Linked DNA regions of Homo sapiens: all the other regions are linked to region 1. The links are chromatin loops, found by intact Hi-C in ENCODE. Cell type or tissue: heart right ventricle. All regions are shown on one strand.

The links. Hi-C counts contacts between places; a loop is a spot of excess contacts. Peaks named below come from ENCODE experiments on the same cell type or tissue, not always from the same donor. Only the 100,000 strongest peaks of a DNase experiment are listed, where the experiment ranks them.
Region 2: it touches region 1 in a loop (5-fold over the local background); 16 of 110 quality-filtered maps call a loop at or near these places.
Region 3: a loop joins it to region 1, with 6 times the contacts of the local background. A loop is called at or near these places in 28 of 110 quality-filtered maps.

Annotation. Positions count from the first base shown.
Region 1 is chr16:86,574,310-86,576,809 of GRCh38, forward strand. No RefSeq gene overlaps it. Among named protein-coding and RNA genes, the nearest start is that of FOXL1, 3.0 kb to the right of the region's middle. In heart right ventricle, a CTCF peak has its summit at 1,549 (motif pointing left); DNase peaks (open chromatin) are centred at 1,582 and 1,982; H3K4me3 peaks cover 1,490 bases; H3K27ac peaks cover 2,500 bases; H3K27me3 peaks cover 2,500 bases.
Region 2 is chr16:86,680,264-86,682,763 of GRCh38, forward strand. No RefSeq gene overlaps it. Among named protein-coding and RNA genes, the nearest start is that of LINC02189, 40 kb to the right of the region's middle. In heart right ventricle, no CTCF peak of the experiment used is centred here; a DNase peak (open chromatin) is centred at 1,448; H3K27ac peaks cover 2,500 bases; H3K27me3 peaks cover 1,531 bases.
Region 3 is chr16:86,665,813-86,668,312 of GRCh38, forward strand. No RefSeq gene overlaps it. Among named protein-coding and RNA genes, the nearest start is that of LINC02189, 55 kb to the right of the region's middle. In heart right ventricle, no CTCF peak of the experiment used is centred here; a DNase peak (open chromatin) is centred at 1,399; H3K27ac peaks cover 2,426 bases.

The sequences.
Region 1 (2,500 bases):
TACAGGGAAAGCAGAGGGTTGGGCTTTTCAAAAACGCAGTGAGAGCATGTGCACCAACTGCCTCTGTTTAGAGCCTTTCGATCATTTCTGGGAACAAGGTGTGCTATAAATAAGTGCATCATTTGGGAAGTCCCGCCCAGCTTTTGGGTCTCCTTCTGCATTTGCTGATTCAGTGGGACCACCATTACCTTCATGTCCTGCTCACTGCCTCCCAAGAGAAGGGAGGCCCTGGGCCCTGCTACTCCAGCTCTGGAAATCTTCCACTCTTTTCAAAGTGGGCGGGGAGGGAAGGAGGAAGAGGTCTTCTGGGTTTTGGTGGAACATAAGCAAGGACTCTGGGATTTTCTTATAATGTCCTGAATCTCCCAGCTCCAGGGGTGCTGCACACCCTCTCCTCTCTGGAGGGCCCCTCTCCCACTGTCTACTCCAGACAATCTCTGCCTCTGAGTCCTTCCAGATACCTGAGCATGTCAGACCCCAGAGCACCCACTTTTGGAGGACACTCACGTGGGCTGTGGTCCCTGTGCGGCCATTTCCTACTTTCAGGGTCTTGGGGTGTTATGTGCCGAGCCTCAGTTTCATCATCTGTCAAATGGGTGAATCTGCCACGCCTGCCTTTCACAGATTTAGTAAGAGTTGGCAAGAGAACTTCCATGGAGCCCTGAGTGTCCACACCTGGTGCTATTGTAAGATTATTTTCTGTCTTTGGAGCACTTCCTCATGGGACACCTGAGGCAGGTTAACTTACAGGGCGTTGTTCAGTTTCCTGGTTTGCAAAATGGGAGCGACAAAGGTTTCTATTAGGGCTGCTGTGAGGATGAAATGGCTCAGTACATTCTAGTTATTCATATTATTATCATCTGTCTCCAATGTTTTTAGGTTGTCAGTAAGGTGAGGGGCTAAACCCTTCATCTTTCCACCGCAGCTCTTCTCAAACATGCTACACGCGGTTGAATCATGCATACGTATGTAACACACACACAAGTCGTACATGCGGTAACTGTCTTTACGTTTGGAAAAGTGATGCAGATGTTTGGAAAGCGACACAGATTACTGTTAACTCAGGTTTCTGCTTTTTGCTTTCCAGTGAGGAAGGTTGAGTGGATGGCTTGGGGCGCAGTGGGAGGAGCTCTTGTCTCTCACCCGTCAGCCTTTTTATCTGAGGCCGTTTTCATCACCAATGCCTGGTCTCTGATCTGCCTCCCTGAGGAACGCACATGCGCTTTGTCCCAGGACTGGGAAGGAGGCTGACTACCCTCATCCCACGCTGAACCCCGTTTCTGCTCAAGCCTCAGAGTTGGAAACTCCAGTCCTTCTGGAGCATCCGGGCAGGCCAGAGATCTCAGGCTTTTCTTGCAGGCTGGGAGGTGAGCCCTCACCAAGTGACTTCTCAGATGACGCGCTTTTCTGGGATCCGAGGCTTATGAATCTACAGGGAACATTCAGTGTCCCCATCTGGCTCTCTAGGACACTCGTTCTAGAGGCCCGCCCGGCCGTCTCCCAGCTCGGCTGCCCCCCGCAGGCCCTTCGCTCTGGCCTCAGCCAACAGAGCCTCCGCACGAGGGCGCATCCGCTCTCGGACTCCTAGGGCTTGAGCCTGCACTCCCCGGAAATATGGAAATTGCCCCAGCGCGGGGTTCCTTCTAACAGAGGCCCCTCCTAGGCTCAGGTTACAAACTCATCAATCACCCGGGAGCCCGGGATTCAAACCCGCTCTGGAGCGGGGCTGGGGCGCAAAGCCGGAGTTCTACAGCTGAAACCTCCCGGAGACTTTGCACACTTCTGCAAACGCGCGGGGCTGGGTGTGCGTCTCCAAACCGCGACTAGAGCGTGGGCATTTGTTTTTTGTTTTTTGGTTTTTCTCTCTCTCTCCTAATCTCTCTCTGTCTCTTTCTCGCTCTCTTTTTTTTTTTTTTTTTTTTGCTTTACTATCGGTGCCCCGCCCACCAGCCTCCCGTGTCTCCGCCCACGTCCCGCCCATTACCAAATCGGGCAGTATTTATCACCGTACAAATTCAAGCTCGGATTTGCCTTAGAGTTTAGAAGACGCGCCGGGACGGCGGGAGTTTCGGTAGAGGCAGGGATGTGCGTGCTGGACTTCGGGTGCCGCGTGGGGAGCTCCAGGAGGGGCTGTGGGATAGGAAGGTGGGGAAAGGGTTGCATAGTGACACCGGTTTATCTCTCGGTCTGGGTGTGTTGGAGCGAGCGCCGAGGCTGGAGAAGGAACTGGATCCAAACTTGAGCTTGCTGGGGGCGCGCGGCCCCGGAGAGGTTGGGTGACCCCAGAGACTGTGGGGCCTGCGGGTTGCAAAGGCGCTGGCATTGAGGTTTCTTCACCCCAAGTTTGAAAGGGGTACGCGGGTGAGAGCGAGTGGTAACGAAAAGACAAAGCCTCGCCCCTCCTGGCCAGAGGTTCACCCCCAGGACCTAGGCGGGCGCGGCCGGGCTGCTCGCTGGACCCACGTTAGAGGAGCAGGGCCGCGGAGGGAGGCCCGAGGTG
Region 2 (2,500 bases), 110 kb after region 1:
GCTTGGGGAAAACACTCAGTAAATGCTTGGGAAATTGAATCACTTTTTGGTCCAGCAGTGAAATTTCCTGTGACTCAGTAAATCACTTTAACTAATGAAGGAATAACAATCCCAGAGGAGCAGAAGTTTCAACTATGCAGATTATTTCTGAGATTTAAAAAGTGACTCTTCAAAGAAATAAGTCCCTGGAGGCTGTTGGCTCTCTATAAAGGCTGACTTTCCACTCTCTTAAGTAGCTCATTTTGGCCCCGAGACAAGATTCAGTTGGTGGTTTTTAATAAATAACGTTTTTGTATTACAAAAGTAAAATTTAGAAAATTTACAGAAGAAGGAATTACGAAAAAACAACTCATTAGCCACAGACAACCAGATAATTCGTAATATGCCATTGTATTAATATTTCTTTCTGGTCATTTTTGATATGTCTGTTTTTATGTGATGCTAAACAAATTCAAATGCAATTGCATTGCTGCTTCAGTGAAACAAACATCCATTTCTAAAACGTTCTCCAGTTTCCATGTAGCTTAAATGCTCCAGAGGCGGCTAGTTGGTGGGGGCTGGGGAGTCTAGATGCGTCTAGAGGGAGAGGGGACAGGACGGGCTCAGAGTGGGGGCCTGGGGTGGGAGGGACACATCCACTGAGAGGGACAAGGGGACAGCTCGTTCCGGGCAAGGTCGTTCTTGACTCCCAGGACCCAAATGCCCATGTGGACAGTGCTTTAGAGACCGAGTGCAAAAGGAGGACAAAGCTGGCCACCATAAACCCATTTCCTGGCCTCGGCTCCCAGTTCATCTGCAACTTGCACTTTTCCAATTACAAGCCCCTCTGCAGCCTGGGTGGGAAAGCGCACCGCTCCCACTGAGGGAGCAGGCTCCGAGCCGGCGGGGCTGGGGACGATGCCGCAGTGGGTATTTTGAAGGGGAAATGATACATCCCGATGGCCTGAATGCAGTGAGGCCGATTCGGCTTTGTGGTGGCCGCTGATGTCATTTCAGAGAAAGAGCTAAAGGGTTGTTTTGTTTTTCAGGCTGTCTCTGAAATTGTCTCTCTCTCTCTCCTTTTTTTTTTTAATAAAAAAACTTCTGATTTTATCTGAAAACGGATGTTCCAAACCCCAAACCACCAACCCGGGCTTGCTCGAAGGCCCCTTCCCTGGTCGGTGCTGGCGCCGGGTGCTGGGTGCAGACTGGGAAAGGCCGGGTCGCTTGGTTCAGTCCACCACAGAGCTCCCAAACCTCGTTCGTGCCGGCCTGTTGTGGGGCCCAGGAGCTGGGCAGAGGGCGGGAAGACCGGCGAGGGGCTGGCAGGGAGACGTCTGTGGAGGGGGTTCAGCTCGTAGAAGGCAGCCATCGTTATCCAAGAATGCCACTGCGTGTGCTCCAAAATTCTGTCTTCCGAGGGCGCGTGGGAGGCTCACCCTTGGCTGACACGCTGGGAACTCAGCGGATGATGTCGTCTGGGCTGGCACCCACAGTCCCGATAAACAGGAGAGAGGGAGGGAGAGATGGGAGAAGGGCCCGCCTCCTGCCCGATGGGGCACGAGGGGTTAACCGCAGGCCATCTCCAGCCTGGAAGTCCCCTGGACTCTCCTCTGATCCACCCAGTCCTCCAACTGGGGGGTGCGTATTCAGAAAGGACCCTCATTGCCCCTTTAGCACATTTCCGTTGCCCTCCAAGTCCTCACGCGTTGCTGTCTGCTGGTTGGGTAGACTGTGGTCGGCCACTAATTGGTAGGGAAACGTAATTCTGCATTGCCGGTTATCGAGGCCTTACTACGTGGCCAAGTTCAACACTGCTGGCTTTCTATGTGCCATCTCCGTTAATTCACACATCCACGGTGTGGCATGATCCATTTTCCAGATGAAGAAACTAAGACTCAGAGCTTCAGGTCACCCAGCCGGGAAGCAAGTGAGCTGGGATTCCAGCTGCCTCTGCTGGGCTTCTTTTTTCCCATTGCCTTCAGGGAAGGGTGACTGTCGTGGGTTAAATGTTTCCCCCCAAAAAGACTTGCTCACATCTGAACCCCCGGTACCCACGAATGTAACCCTATTTGGAAAAAGGGCCTTTGCAGATGTCATGAAGTTAAGATGAGGTCATCCTGGATTGACAGTGGGCCCTAAGTTCAGTGCCAAGTATCCTTATGACAGTCAGAGAAGATGACGCAGACACGGGACAGAGCAGGCCGTGGGGAGACAGAGGCAGAGGCTGGAGTGACACAGCTACCAGCCAAAGAGCACCAAGGTTGGCTGGAGCCCCCAGCAGCGGGACAGAGGCGCAGAACATATGACCACAGGAGCACCTGGAAAGGACCAAACCCAGCAACAGTTGAATTTGGACTTTTAGCCTCCAGAACCATGAGAAAGTAAGACTCTGCTGGACTGTGGCACGCACCCGGAACACCCATCCAGCCGCCCTGAAGGATGCAGGCCTCTCCGCCTTTGGTTCTCCTGTGCCTCTTCAGGTATGAGGGGTTCCAGCACCAGGCTGGCCCTGGCAGCC
Region 3 (2,500 bases), 92 kb after region 1:
TTCTGCCTCAGCCTCCCGAGTAGCTGGGACTGCAGGCACGTGCCACCAGGCCTGGCTAATTTTTGTATTTTTAGTAGAGACAGGGTTTCACCATATTGGCCAGGCTGGTCTCAAACTCCTGACCTTGTGATCCGCCCACCTTGGCCTCCCAAATTGCTGGGATTACAGGATGCATGCTTTAACAAGAGGAAAGTAAATGTGTACAGGTCATTCATTGCAGCACAACTTATAATTACCAAGTATTGGAAAGCACCAAAATGCCCACAACTAGGATATCCAATGGGATATCCTATGGTACCTCCATACAGTGGAGTACTATGCAGCTGTCAAAAACAGTGAGGCAGTGTGTTATGAACTGCAGTGGAGTGATAGCCAAGGTAAAATGAGTAAAATGACAAGGAAAAAAAGACATAAGCACAAAACGGAAAGCATGTCATACCATGTTTTGGCAAAATGCAGATAATATGCCTCTGGCAAAGAAATGAAGGAACGATAAACAAGGAATAATTCAGGGGCCTCATTACCTACAGGGAGTGGGAAAGCGTGGAAGGGATAGAGGAGGGGGTAAAGCCTCTGAGTATGCTTTTTTCATAGAGTTTTGATTATTGCAACTCTATTAATGCTAATATTTCACCTATTAAAAAATTTAAGTTCATAAGAATTTAAATGTTTTCAGGGGGTGTATGTACATTTGCTGGTGTGAACACTTCTTGGCAATGGTGGTCTTTAGCATGGGGAATTTTCACGTTTTACCTACACGTGTGTGTGGTTTGAAGCGTTCATACCTGTGTGCACTGCTTTGAAGGAAAGCCCTATGACAAAGAAAATGGCATGATGTGTAATTGCTGAGGATGTGAGTGTTGTGGTGGAGGTAAGCAATGAACTCCTGGGGTTGCTACGTGTCAAGAAAATGTTCCTAACACTCAGATTTTGGGAGTGCTTGAAAACAACAGGAAATCACCCAGGAACTGCTGATTCCTGGATCATGATGGAGAGATGATTCCCTCTAGTTGCAGAAGAGAGCGCTCAGGAGATGCCCATGGCTGTATTCCTCCAGCAAGGGGTCTGATAGTGACCCCCAACAGTGGTCTTTAGGCCATGGTGGTGAGCTGTAGGTAAAGGCCTTGTAATCTGGATTTTGTTCAGTCCTCTATTGGATCACTGTTTGATGTGTTCCCATATGTGCCAGATCCTCCCTTGTGGGGCTGGGGACTGGCTGGAGACAGAAACAAACAAGTCAATAGATAAGAGAATGTGAAATTAGACGGAGCTTCCCTTCCCACTCTAAACAGCCCAACCAGGCTGTGGATTTCATGAGAACAGACTCTCTCTGGAGGTTTGTGCTAATTTCTTTTTCCAATTGGGCTGGGAATACCATCAAACAGCTGCTCTGGTGCTGGTCCAGGGCATCTGCATCTGTTTGAACAGCAACTGGGAAGCCTGGAATTTCATGGACACAGGGAAGGGTGGTTTGGAAACCTGCACTTCTGTGCAAGCAGCCTCTGTATTTAAGAACAGTCATATTGCTTCGATTTCTGTCTCGTTCTTGGGGCTGGTTCTGATTGCTTGACCTTGATCACACAGGATGTTTCCCCTTCTCATCTCATGCAGCAGGAAGCATGCCAGGGAGAGGAGATAGAAGGCGTGCATCGGGTCCTGACTCCTCTTCTTCCAAGCTATGTGACTTTGATAGGTCACTTTTCTTCTCTGAACCCCCAAATGATAAAATGGAAACACTAATATCCACCTGCATCTGGGGCTGGATCCGATTGTCTTTTGAGAGCTTGTAACCACTTATCTCTCTGATAAACAGCAGCTCTGGGAATTGAACCCAGATTTGACTATTCAGAGCCAGCATCCTTTCCTCCCATCACCCATAAGCCTGGAGACAAGTGGTTACAGGTATAGACTCCTTGCTTCTCTCTACCCTTTACTGAGTAAGTGACTCAACCTCTTTTCTTCTAAGTTCTCTTATCTATAAAAATGGACTAATCCCCTTTGGGAGGCCGAGGCGGGTGGATCACGAGGTCAGGAGATGGAGACCATCCTGGCTAACACAGTGAAACCCCGTCTCCGCTAAAAAATACAAAATAATTAGCCAGGCGTGGTGGCGGTTGCCTGTAGTCCCAGCTACTCGGGAGGCTGAGGCAGGAGAATGGTGTGAACCCGGGAGGTGGAGCTTGCAGTGAGCTGAGATCACGCCACTGGACTCTAGCCTGGGCAACAGAGCGAGACTCTGTCTCAAAAAAAAAAAAAAAAAAAAAAAAGGGCTAATCATGGACCTACCTCCTGGGGCTGATGAAGGACTAAATATGCTGAACTCTTAGAATGGTGCAATGAATGCTGGCTACTCTGGTCATGGTGCTCTAGACACACAGTTCTTCCAGTTTACTTCACACATGTTGAATTCTTCCCTCTGATTAGCCCAAGGTCTAGACCAGGAATAGTAAATTCACAGCTCATATTCTACCACTCCCACCACTGATGTCAGAGGCAGACA